Regions from separate parts of the Homo sapiens genome. Here region 2 is linked to region 1. A link is a loop called in an ENCODE intact Hi-C map of the cell type or tissue named here. Cell type or tissue: ovary. All regions are shown on one strand. Links, peaks and the distances in the headings refer to the core of each region. The heading gives the core; the rest is flanking DNA.

The links. Hi-C counts contacts between places; a loop is a spot of excess contacts. Peaks named below come from ENCODE experiments on the same cell type or tissue, not always from the same donor. Only the 100,000 strongest peaks of a DNase experiment are listed, where the experiment ranks them.
Region 2: it touches region 1 in a loop (1.9-fold over the local background); 3 of 110 quality-filtered maps call a loop at or near these places.

The regions. Positions count from the first base shown.
Region 1 is chr16:12,257,528-12,264,068 of GRCh38, reverse strand. The region is part of intron 14 of SNX29 (sorting nexin 29); the gene reads right to left. Among named protein-coding and RNA genes, the nearest start is that of SNX29-AS2, 110 kb to the left of the region's middle. RefSeq lists an enhancer at 2,210-2,716. In ovary, for the core only: a CTCF peak has its summit at 3,271 (motif pointing right); DNase peaks (open chromatin) are centred at 3,342 and 3,532; H3K4me3 peaks cover 514 bases; H3K27ac peaks cover 1,643 bases.
Region 2 is chr16:12,159,042-12,165,582 of GRCh38, reverse strand. The region is part of intron 13 of SNX29 (sorting nexin 29); the gene reads right to left. Among named protein-coding and RNA genes, the nearest start is that of SNX29, 190 kb to the right of the region's middle. RefSeq lists an enhancer at 1,845-2,345. In ovary, for the core only: no CTCF peak of the experiment used is centred there; a DNase peak (open chromatin) is centred at 3,383; H3K27ac peaks cover 2,056 bases.

The DNA.
Region 1 (6,541 bases), core at 377-5,376:
TCTCGTAGGTTAACATCAGAGGAGGCATCAAGGAAGAGCTGAATCAATCAGAAGGGTGCCTGGTCCGGAAAGCATGCTCCATGGATGGCAATGGTGGTGGAGGTCATTGAAGTCATTAATAGAACATCAGATCATGACCTTGACCGTCTACCTAGATTAGAAGCTTCAAAAGGGCAAAGACTCCATCTAGCTTCTCAGAACCCATGAAACATCCACAAATTGGACTCTCATTCCTTCCTGACTGAATTACTGACCAATACCTCACTTGAGCCTGACTGTAAAAACTTAGCAAAAAATATATATATATGTATCAGTCAACAAAGACAAAATTTGTCACTCTCACTAGGGATGCCATCCAACTAACAAGGTACATTTAACATGGCTTTATAATGTTTTCTCTTTGTTTCTTTAAAAAGTTTATTTTCTCAAATTATATAAGTAACATATGTTCACTGCAGGGAAAATATATGTCCATTTTTAAATGTGTATGGCCCTGTTGTACACATGCCAGACCCCTGCATGTCAAGGAATAGGGATAGAGTATAAATCCCAACCAGGCCAACAAGTTGTATGATAATCTGTTAGATTTCTAGAGAGCTCATTCTCTCTCATCGGGTCCATACAACTATTCAAGATGTTGGGGCCAGGCACGGTGGCTCACACCTGTAATTCCAGCACTTTTGTAGGCCAAGGCGGGCGGGCCACCTGAGGTCAGGAGTTTGAGACTAGCCTGGCCAACATGGCAGAACCCCGTCTCTACTAAAAATATAAAAATTAGCTGGCTATGTTGGTGGCTATAATACCAGCTACTCAGGAGGCTGAGGCAGAAGAATCACTTGAACCCAGGAGGCAGAGGTTGCAGTGAGCCGAGATCATGCCACTGCACTCCAGCTTGGGTGACAGAGTGAGATCCTGTCTCAAAAAAAAAAAAAAAAAGGTGGACAACAGTCCAAGAAGAGAGGACATGACAATAATAACAATGTCAGTTAATATTTCACTGGAGGCTGGCTAAGTGCCCAGCACCACGGCAAGCACTTTACATGCTCTGATCCAGTTCATCTGGCTTCCCATTCTGCACATGAAGGAGCTGAGTCTACTGCATTCAAAAGATAATACACAGAAACAAAAGGTAGTTTCATAGTTGCCAAGGGCTGCAGGGAGAGGTGAGTGACTGCAAATAGGAACAGGATCTCATCAAAATGTTCTGGAGTTGGACAGTGGTGATGGTTGCACAACTCTGTGAATACACGGAAAACCAATGAATTATACACTTAGAACACGTGAACTGCATGGTTTGTGAATGCCATCTGCATTAAAACAATTCAAATGCCTAAGTCCAGAGCACAGAAAGTGCAGGTCACCCTTCATCACTGCCCTGGTCTCCTTACCACTGTCACAGGTTTATGTACTCTTACTGGTTTTGTTTTCTATCAGACAAATGGCACAGCTTGCCGTGTTGCTACCTCTTACTCCGCGACAGGCCTGCGCTCTCATCCCGCCGGTGTACACAGACCAGCCCCGTTCTTTGTCATCGCTGCATTTTAGGATCGAACCAACGATCTATTCCACCAGCCTTTTATTGATCCCAATTCAAATAACACCACCATCTACAGCCTCGTGCCTGTCTCTTTGTGCATGTGCTTAAGTATCTCTTTGGGATGAATGTCTAGAAATGAAGCTGCTGAGTCAAAGGGGATGCAGTTTAAATTTTGATAGCTGACAAATTCCCAGGGAGTGTTCTGTGACCCTGAACAGTCACCTCACTTCCTAGAGCCTGGGTCTCCTCATTTATCAAACCAAGGGGAAGACTTTGAGTCAATTTCAGTTCTAACATTCACTTTTTAAACAAGATCCAGAGGATGAACGACAAACAGCAAAGCAGAGCTGGGACACGTGCACAGACCCGAGCTCAACAACCACTCACTTCAGCTGGGGACGCGCGCACAGACCAGAGCTCAGAGCAAACACTTACTTCAGCCGGGGACGCGCGCACAGACCCGAGCTCAGCAAACACTCACTCCAGCCGGGGACGTGCACACAGACCCGAGCTCAGCAAACACTCACTCCAGCCGGGGACGTGCACACAGACCCGAGCTCAGCAAACACTCACTCCAGCCGGGGACACGTGCAGACCTGGGCTCAGGAACCACTCACTCCAGCCGGGGACGCATGCACAGACCCGAGCTCAGCAAACACTCACTCCAGCCAGGGATGCACGCACAGACCGGAGCTCAGAGCAAACACTTACTCCAGCCGGGGACACGTGCACAGACCCGAGCTCAGCAAACACTCACTCCAGCCGGGGACGCACGCACAGACCCGAGCTCAGCAAACACTCACTCCAGCCGGGGACGCACGCACAGACCCGAGCTCAGCAAACACTCACTCCAGCCGGGGACACGTGCAGACCCGAGCTCAGGAACCACTCACTCCAGCCGGGGACGCATGCACAGACCCGAGCTCAGCAAACACTCACTCCAGCCAGGGATGCACACACAGACCGAAGCTCAGAGCAAACACTTACTCCAGCCGGGGACACGTGCACAGACCCGAGCTCAGCAAACACTCACTCCAGCCGGGGGCGCGCACACAGACCCGAGCTCAGCCAACACTCACTCCAGCGGGGGACACGTGCACAGACCGGAGCTCAGAGCAAACACTTACTCCAGCCGGGGACACGTGCACAGACCCGAGCTCAGCAAACACTCACTCCAGCCAGGGACGCACGCACAGACCGGAGCTCAGAGCAAACACTTACTCCAGCCGGGGACGCGCGCACAGACCCGAGCTCAGCAAACACTCACTTCACCCGGGGGTGCGCACACAGACCCGAGCTCAGCAAACACTCACTCCAGCCAGGGACGCACGCACAGACCGGAGCTCAGCAAACACTCACTCCAGCCGGGGACACGTGCACAGACTGGAGCTCAGGAACCACTCACTCCAGCCGGGGACTCATGCACAGATCCCACCTCAGCAAACACTCACTCCAGCCAGGGACTCATGCGCAGACCCCAGCTCAGCACACACTCACTCCAGCCGGGGACACGTGCACAGACCCGAGCTCAACAAACACTCACTCCAGCCGGGGGCGCGCACACAGACCCGAGCTCAGCAAATACTCACTCCAGCCGGGGGCGCGTGCACTGACCTGAGCTCAACAAACACTCACTCCAGCTGGGGACGCATGCACAGACCCAAGCTCAGAGCAAACATTCACTCCAGCCGGGCACACGCACACAGATCTGAGCTCAGCAAACACTCCCTCCAGCCGGGGGCGCATGCACAGACTGGAGCTCAGCGAACACTCACTCCAGCTGGGGGCGTGTGAACTGACCTGAGCTCAACACTCACTCACTCCAGCCGGGGACGCGTGCACAGACCCAAGCTCATAGCAAACATCCACTCCAGCCGGGGACCTGGCTAAGAAAGCCCTGGAGAGCAAGCAGACGGAGAAGGTGGAACGCACTCCAAGAGACCAGGAGGACATGGATGCCCCCACCCCACATGAGAGAAAAGAGAAGCTCAGAAGGCAAAGACAAATCATCTGCAAGGGGCTGGGCTTTGTGGAGAGACTTCTAGACAACAACAGATAACATGGGCCAGCGCCTCAAGCCGCATGGGAAGGAAGCCCAAAGCCAAGAATACAAAGTCCTCAAGGAGCACCAGGCGCACAACAGATGAAGGATGAGAAGGAAGACGGTAACAGGGAGGTTAAAAGAACAACAAAAATCTCACACAATTCATGTTGGAAATCCAGAATGTATCCCTGCTCCAGGAACCTACAAGGAAAACAATGTCAAGGCTGGAACAAGGACGCCTGTAGCACCAGCAGAAGAGGACTCATCATCCCTGAAACCCAAGGTCAAGGCAAAGTCTCATGTTTCAAGGGGATAAAAAAGATAGGTTTAAAAAAGAAATCACGTTGAAAGCTCACTTCCCTTATGAATTCTGAAGAATGCCATAGGGTCAGGTCACAATGGAGAGAAAAAAGGGGTCACAGAGAAGTGCCTGTGAAGCCTCAATGTGGCAGCTGTCTCCTGCAGGAACAGAAGAGAAGACTGGAGGAACGTGGCCGCGCATCAGCAGGAGCAAAGACCTGAGCGGCTGCATTCATGGGGCAGAGGCAGAGGCAGCGGGGGATTAGGGGGTGGCAGGGCACTTTGGATGTGGCGGTGATCTGAGCAGAGAGGTCCATTATATCAGCAGGGCTCAAAGGGGGACCCTGAACCACGCTCATCAAAGTCACATGGGGAGGGCTGGGAGGGAAGGGGAAACTTGTTACAATGCAGATTCGTGGGTCTCGGTTCCCAGAAACGAATTCCGTGGATCGGAGACGAGGGCCAGGAATCTGCATTTTAATAACTATCCAGGGTGATTTTGATGTACCTTACAGTTTGAAGACTAGCATTAGGTGATGAGAAAATGTCCCAAAGGTAAGAAAAACTAGAAAATAGGAAGACAATCATATTCAAGGGCTCTCATCCATAAAGCCACACGTGACCCTGGGCTGGCTTCAATCCGCTCCTCAGTCCTCTGCGCCACAGCTCTCATAAAAGCTGCGGGGAGCCAGGTGGGGGCTGCGGGCTGGAGGAGGCAGAGAAACATCCCAGCATCCCCCTCACCCAGCAGAACTAGGGCTTGCTCAGGCTGGAGGCAGGGGCAGAGAGGAGGAGGACACCTTCTTAGCCAGTGGCTACACCAAGCCAGCACAGCCAATGCTGCCTCCTCTCAAAGACGGGGTAGAACGAGCAGCCAGGTGGCCCAGCTGTAATCACGCTGTATTTTAAACGATTCCCATGTACACCTGGAAGCGGAGTGCATTTTTTTTCCCCACGTTGAGAAGGAGACCTTGACAAATCGGAACGATATAATAAATGACAAACCAGAGGCTATTTCAAAAGCCCACGGAGATGATGTACAGCCTAGACAACTTCCCGGAAAATCTTAATTATGTCTAGGAAGCCAAAGCAAGGAAGCTCTGGGGAAGCAGAGGGCAGGAGAGAGAGGAGGGGGAATCTGGGGAGGGAGGCGTGGCACTCCTGCCAGAGGGCTGAATCCAGCTCTCTGTCTGCTGATGGAACAACTCTTGTCTACGGAGGATCTCTTTGTACCAGGCTATCATAGTGAGAGAGAATGACACAAGACACAAGTCCTCCTCCGACAGAGACTCAGGGAAATTTCCCAAGGGAGGCTGGAAGTCCTCCTTGGTGTCTCATTATATATTAGATAAAAAATAACAACGCTCTCCACACTGGGCACCTTTAACAGAGGAGACGTCTGATTCAGGAACTACCTCACAAACCCTTACAAGTTCCACGTTTCCTCTGAGCTACTAAGATGGAAAGGCAGCGAAGTACCATTCACTCTCCAAGAAGGCTCTGGAATTCTGATGCCACCACTGCATTTGCTGCCCCAGTATATACATTGTGAGCGACTGCCATGGGTCAGGGCCCTGGGACCTGTGGGGAGTGGAACATGAGAGACAGTTCTGCTGAGCACTTACATCTGGCTTGCAGCAAATGAGCAGATAAGTAAGGAGAATTTCCGGGAGTAACAATTTCTATGCAAAACATACACTGGAGAGGGTGCCTCAGGAGAGCTCCTGCAGACATGGAGGCTGGGCCTCTGTGGGGAGACCTCAACCACACAGAGAACTGACTGACTCGAAGCTCCATCATGGGGCTATCACGGGGGGAATGTTCTGGCAAAGGGAATGGCAAGTGCGATGACATGGGAACGCGGGACTTCTTCCGGGAACAGAAAGGCCACTGTGACTGAAAGAAGGTACACACAGAGACGAGGTGACAGGTCAGAGCAGGACGGCAGGTGGCGGCAGATGACACGGGGCTGGAGGCTGCAGGGGAAACTTCATATCTTATTCTCAGGATGAGGCAAAGCTGTTGGAGGCCTTTCATCAGGGGAGCTGGGAGCTGTGACCTGTTTGCTGATTGCTAAACCACTCTGGCTGCTGTGTGAAGAGCAGACTGCACAGGAGCCAGGATGGAAAGCAGGTGACCAGCTCAGAGCTACAATAGCATCCCAGGCAAAGAGACTCTGGGGGCCTGACCCAGGCGATAGCAGTGAGGACAGTCACAAATGGCCATTCATCTCCAGGGTATATTTTGGAACTGGCAGGACTGGCTATAGATTGTAAATCAGAGACAAAGTCTGCGGAAAAACACAGGATGACTCCCAGATTTCTGGTTTGAGCAACCAAGAGGTGGCATTTATGAGTGGGTGCTGGGTGCGGTGGCTCACATCTGTAATCCTAGCACTTTGGGAGGCTGAGGTGGGAGGACTACTTGAGATCAGGAGTTCGAGACCAGCCTAGGCAATGCAGAGAAACCCTGATGCTACAAAAAAAAAAAAAAAAAATTTTAAATAAGCCGGGCATGGTGGTGCGTGCCTGTAGTTCCAACTTCCCAACTACTCAGGAGGCTGAGGCAGGAGGATCGCTTGATCCCAAGAGTTAAAGGCTTCAGTGAGCTATAGATGTGCCATTGCACTCCAGGCTGGATGGCAGAGCAAGACCCTGTCT
Region 2 (6,541 bases), core at 1,238-6,237, 99 kb after region 1:
TCTCAAAATATAAAATAAAAATAAGTAAAGTTTATATTTAATATTTGAATGGTAAAAAACAAACCTGTAAAAGGAGGCTTACAAAAAATGTTTAGCTGATACAGACTCAAACTAAAGGATTGACTATTTTGCCTACATGTATCATTTTTCATCTTTTCTTAGGCATAAGTGACTTGACCTGAGACAAAAATTGACAAGCAGGTTATCTTTTTATGCCACTAAATTGCTGAACAACTTCACAAGCTGTATATGCACCACATAATAACTAGAAAGCACACTGCAAAAGGGAGCAAGATGTTTGCAGAATGCATGTCACTCAAGCTCCTCTCTTCTTCAGGACAATTACGCAGGAAACACATGAGCAACAGAGATTCCAAAGCAAAAACACAGGCCTACTCGATTTATACTCACTTCCATGTGAAACCATGTATTTCCCACTTAATAAGATGCCAGTATGTCTCCAAAAGTTCTGCTAAGTGGTCCTTATCCTGTTCCTCAAAAGGCCGAACACGACAAACTCTTGATTCACTCACATGATGGCAAATGCAAATTCAAGAACAGCCACAGGAGAAGTGAGTCAAAAAGGCATGAATAAGGCCGGGTGCGGTGGCTCACACCTGTAACCCCAGCACTTTGGGAGATCAAGGTGGGCAGATCACCTGAGGTCAGGAGTTCAAGACCAGCCTGACAAACATGGTAAAACCCTGTCTCTACTAAAAATACAAAAATTAGCTGGGCATGGTGGTGGGCACCTGTAATCCCAGCTACTCAGGAGGCTGAGGCAGGAGAGCTGCTTGAACCCGGGAGGCGGATGTTGCAGTGAGCTAAGATCATACCACCGCACTCCAGCCTGGACAACAAGAGCCAAAAAACTTCATCTCAAAAAAAAAAAAAAAAAAAAAGGCATGAATAAACACACTTATATGAATTCTGCTGCCCAAAGTAAGAAAATCCCATGATTAAATCCAAGCCAAATGCTCAGGCTGCCCATACAGCTTCCAAATGCTGTATGGCCCCTTTCAAAGTGAGAAGTTTCAAGAAATATTATCAACCAAAAAAGTACATACTTGTAAACAGTACTCAATCTTCTCAAGGTTGTAATGCTAGGCCAGGGGCAAAAATGTAGCAGTTGAACTTCTCAAAATCACGAACCTACAGGATCAAGGATTCCCAAGTACATCTTATAAATCCTTATTACAGTCATTCACTATCGCACGGGTTTTCTTAAACCAGCATAACTAGTACTCTATTAACCAGAAATCTTGGTCAACTGGAAATTCTGTTTTCCAAACTCCACTCAAATGCCTTATTTCGTACCTCATTGCCCTCTCACATTCTGCTCTGCGCCCCTCTTGACATTTCTTCCATACCCCACACTCATCCCTACCCCAGGGCCTTTGCATATGCCCTTCCCTGTCTTCCCCCAGACACTGGGAGAGCTGGTTCCTCCTCATCCTTCCAGTCTTGGCTCCTTTGTGCCCCTACACACACACCGCACCTCCAAAATGCTTTCCCCAACTAAGAAAGCAAACCCTCCCAACCAAAAGATATTCCCACTCCATAGGTCCTTTGCAGATTCACATCATCATCTTGTACTGTCTTCTTGAGAGCTGTACTACCTGTGACCTCATTTTTCAATTACTTGTTAACATCTCAGTTCTCCCCACCCCACTCCTGTAGAATGTCCAAATCTGGACACACCCTCTCCTCACCTACACCTGCTCATCCTCTGCACCACGGAACAGTACCACCATCGAGCAAGCCAGAAACAGAGCCTGCATCAGCTTATGGTCCGTTCTCTCCAACAGAGACCGCAGGATGTGCCGAGGCAGGGAACAGTCCTCAGCCCTGGCTGAACAAAAGGTTCGGTTTAACAAATACAAATCCTCCCAAGACCCCACCCTAGACCAAGACCCATGTGGGGCAAGAAGCTTCTATAGAGGGAAGCTTCTACAGGAGATTTCTAGTCTCCTGTTGCCACCAGCCCCTCCATGACTCTCCACACTGCTCTCAATGGAAACGCCTCTCTAACCATGTGAATTCATCGGTGCTGCATCCTCAGTGCTGCTCCATCGCCTAGAGGATAATGACCCACCACCAGGCATGGTGTGCAGGCCTCTGGTCTGGCCTCTGTCCACTTGAGCTCCTCTCCAGTCACCCTCAACACCCTGGGTAGCAGAGTCTAGTCCGTCAAACACACCAGGCCCTCTCAAGCTTCTCGTAAAGCCCTCCTCCCTGCTACCCCACCTCACCCACCTGCCAAACCCCTAATCAGCCTTCCAGACGCAGCTCCAGTGTTCCCTCCTCAGGGAGGCCAGTCCCGCCTTTCTCAGCAGGGTGACCCAATTCACCCTGGGGGCTCCGCAAAGGACATTCCTATCTACCATCAGAAGCAACAACTGGCCAGACGCAGTGGCTCACGCCTGTAATCCCAGGACTTTGGGAGGCCAAGGTGGGCGTATCACCTGAGGTCAGGAGTTCGAGACCAGCCTGGCCAACATGGTGAAACCCCATCTCTACTAAAAATACAAAAATTAGCTGGGCATGGTGGTACATGCCTGTAGCCCCAGCTACTTGGGAGGCTGAGGTGAGAGAATCACTTAAACCCTGGAGGCGGAGGTTGCAGTGAGCCAAGAGCGTACCACTGCACTCTAGCTTTGGCAACAGAGTGAGACTGTCTCAAAAAAAAAAGAAAAACAAAGCAACAACTATGTTGTGTGATAAACACGTGCTTGCCGGCCCTCCAGGGTGTTGCCGCTGCCCAGCACCATGACCTGCATGGAACAGGCATTCCTGGGTCTGCATTCAGGGAACAGTTACTACGCACCTCCTACGAGCCAGGCCCCGTTCAAAGCACTGGACCCAAAGTGAACAGGACACACAAGACCCCACTGCCTTCAGGCTAGCTCAAGGTCATCAACTATGGCCCACAGGACAAATCCAGCCTGTTGTGTATTTTTTGTGGCTTCTTAAATAGCTTTATTGAATAGAATGTGCCTACCACACATTTCTGCTCTGTTTCTGTGAATGAAGTTTTAGTGGAACACAGGCATGTCCACTCATTTATGTAATGTCTCTGGCAGCTTTCTTGCTACAACAGCAGACTTCAGTAGTTGTGACAGAGACCATATGGCCTGCAAAGCCAAAAATATTTACCCTCTGCCCCTCAACAGAATATATTTGCCAACTCCTCATCTACTTAGGAGGGTGTGGATGCCCTGGACAAGCCCAGTCAGCCAACCAAGTATTGATCATTTCAGAGGGTCAAAGTGATATAAAGAAAATGACGCATGGTACTAGGATGGACGATGAGAGGGTAAACAGACGAGGCCCCTCGGAGGCGCTGACATGTGTGCTGAGGCTGGACACCCTCAGAAGGAGCCGACCGTGCTGAGATCTGAGGGAAGAGTGTTCAAGAAGGGAGCCATCACGTGCAAAGCCATCCAGTTGGAACAAGCCTGGTGTTTCAGTCAAAGCCCGGCAGGAAGTAAGTACATGGCACCATCAAAGGGGTTGATGGTGAGGTTTAATAGACCATTTACAGAGGAGCAAGGTGAAAAGAAACCAACAGGGGTGGTGAGGGATTCGGGGGCCGACAATTGTGGAAAGACTGTATTAGTCCATTTTGCATTGCTCATCAGGAATACCTGAGGCTGGGTAATTTATATGGAAGGGAGGTCTATTTGGTTCACAGTTCTGCAGACTGTGTAAGAAACGCGGTCCAGCACCTGCTTCTAGTGAAGCCTCAGAAAGCTTTCAGTCATGGCAGAAGGCATAGGGAACTGGCGTGCCACAGGCAAGAGAAGAAGGGCGGGCAGGGAGGGTGGAAGTGCCAGGCTCTTTTTAAGTAACCAGTTCTGGCATTAACTAATAGAGCAAGAACTCACTCATGACCAAGGGGGAGTGTGCTAAGCCATTCATGAGGGACCCACCTGTCCCCGTGACCCAATACTTCCCATCAGACACCACCTCTGACATTAGGAATCACATTTTAACGTAAGATTTGGAGGGAACAAACATCCAAACCGTATCAGATGCCCACCCTACGCTCCTTCAGGCCTGAAGGGTAAGGTAGACAGTGGCTACTGGAGCCCAGCATCAATTGGGCAGTGATGCCATGCCACTTAAAGAAGCTGCAGCCTCCAGCAGAGAGGAAGACGAGAGAGTAACTGCCCCAGCCTCAAGTCATTCCTGGCAGAGCTTCCCAGTGACCACATGGGCCAAAGCCAACCATAAGTCAGAGGTCGGGGAACCTCGTGATGGAGTCCACCAAGCTGCGCCTCGGGGCAAAGAAGAGAGTGGAAAGGGAAAAGGCTGGAAAGAAAATCCGAGGGGAAAACGCAGCCCATCTGGTATTCCCTGTCTATCCAAAGGTCAGAAAGGTGGTCAACATGGCTTCAAGGGCCATGAATTGAGATAGTATTATCAACCGCAGAACGTGACGAGGTATCAGACACTGGAAATCATTGCGGGACTGATAGAGGGAGGTGAAAATGAAAGATGAAATCATCACTGTATCTCTGTCAAAAATGTACTCGGGTGTGGGTTTTGATCAGCTGTAGCATGTCAGCAATCCTGAGAAAAATCAGGAAAGCAAGAAGAGGATGATTTGCATATCTCGAAATCACACATACAGTCGCTACTCCCGGCACAAGGCCAGAAGTGAAAGCAGTCAAGATCTCAATATTTCAGACCCAAAAGAGAAAGCTCCCACAGTCCAGACATTGATGCTATAATGCCATCAAGAAATGGGGGACAGCACTAACACTTCTGCCATGAAGTTACGTTTTTAAGTGCTCAGTAGTAGCTGTTATTAACACTTGATTTTATTTTGTACAAAATCTCCTTACTTTTTTCTAATCTTCCTTAAGATATAATTCACCCTTTTAAAGTGCATGTCCAGTGGTTTTTAGCATATTTGCAAGACTGTACAACAACAACAACAATTCTATGAAGAGATCATTTTCATCACCCCAAAAAGAAAACCTATATCCATTAGCAGTCACTCCCAACCACCCACACCCCAACCACGGCCCCTGACAACCACTAATCTCGTTTCTGTCTCTAGAAATTTGCTTATCCTAGATGTTTCACAGGAATGGAATGATATAATAACACCAAGTTATTTTTAAATCATTAGCACAAGACTATTTTTCTGGCTGTGACCTTCTAAAGTTGGTGGGCTAATTGGCAGAGCACATAAGCCTCTCTGCTATGTAACCAAGGGGATAGACTCAGAGGGCTGAAAGATCCTGAATCTAAACTAAAATGAAGATTCCTCATGTTAAAAACCTAACATCTACTCCTACCATGCCCCCTGACGCCCCTCAGCAACATGAATACAGTCAGAAAGTGGAGTGGAGGCAGTTCGTGGGGTCCAGCAGACCCAGCAATGGGGCAAACAGTGGGCATCCAGACCACCACCCAGGCCTCACCAGCATCATTTCCACACCTGGCAACATCAGAGTCACGGTGCTATTCCCTGCTGTGGCAAATCTCATCATTCCCACTTGGCCCTAGAACCATTTGTTAGAGACATCTGACTAGCCTGCGCTTTTGGAAAGGGACTTACTTAGAGTTCCCAGAGACAAGAGAGGTGAAGAATAGATTTTCAGTAAAGAAAATTGGTGCCTATGACTGGAAGTGGCTGCCTAGATGCACTGGATTCTAAGATTCTAGGGCTACAAAGAGTGCAGTGATTGATTAGTAATGTCTGCAAAAGCACGGGATAAGGGAGTAGCAGCAAAGGACCTTGTACTTCCTGTCCCTCTCTTAAGTGTTCACCAAGGCCACTGAGCCCACTACCCATGAGGTATGAGTTCTCCCAGTCCTACTGGGGATTTCCTTTCCTTTTTATATTTTTATTTCTAAATGTACTTATTTTTAATAGAGACAGGGTCTCCTTATGTTGCCCAGGCTGGTCTCAAACTTCTGGGCTCAAGTGATTCTCCTGCTTCGGCTCCCCAAAGTGTTAGGATTACAGGTGTGAGCTACCGTGCCCAGCCCCAGTGGGGATTTCTATTCTCCTACTTGTGAAATACACAGCCATGTCTCTATGCAGATGTGGTCCATGGAACCTACAGTCTCATAAAATCCTTTGGTGAAACTTCAGCAAAAGCTTTAGGGAGAAACGCCTGGTCCAAGATATCCGAAGTTGAAGCCTAGAAACAGAACAGCGAGAGTTCTCAAAATCATCTTGCATCTACTCAATACTGGGATTGCTAGTTACTGGGAATTAGTTCTTGAGAAGCAGCCCAACATACAGTGTGCTGAGCCATCGTCTCTGAAAGAATGGAAGGGTGAGGAATGAAGCCAACTCCCTACAATGCTCCACAGGCTATCCCTGGAACTAGGGATTAGGCAGAGAGATCAACTTGGCTGGGTATCGTCATACATCTGCAGGGGTGCCAGCCTTGCTGGGAGCCAAAGAAACCCTTTGTTAGACGGGTGTCCTCAGTAGAGGGCACATGGAACCTTCATTCCAGCTAATTGCTAAGATAATGCAGTTATGCACAAGATGTGCTTTCTACCCAAGCCTACA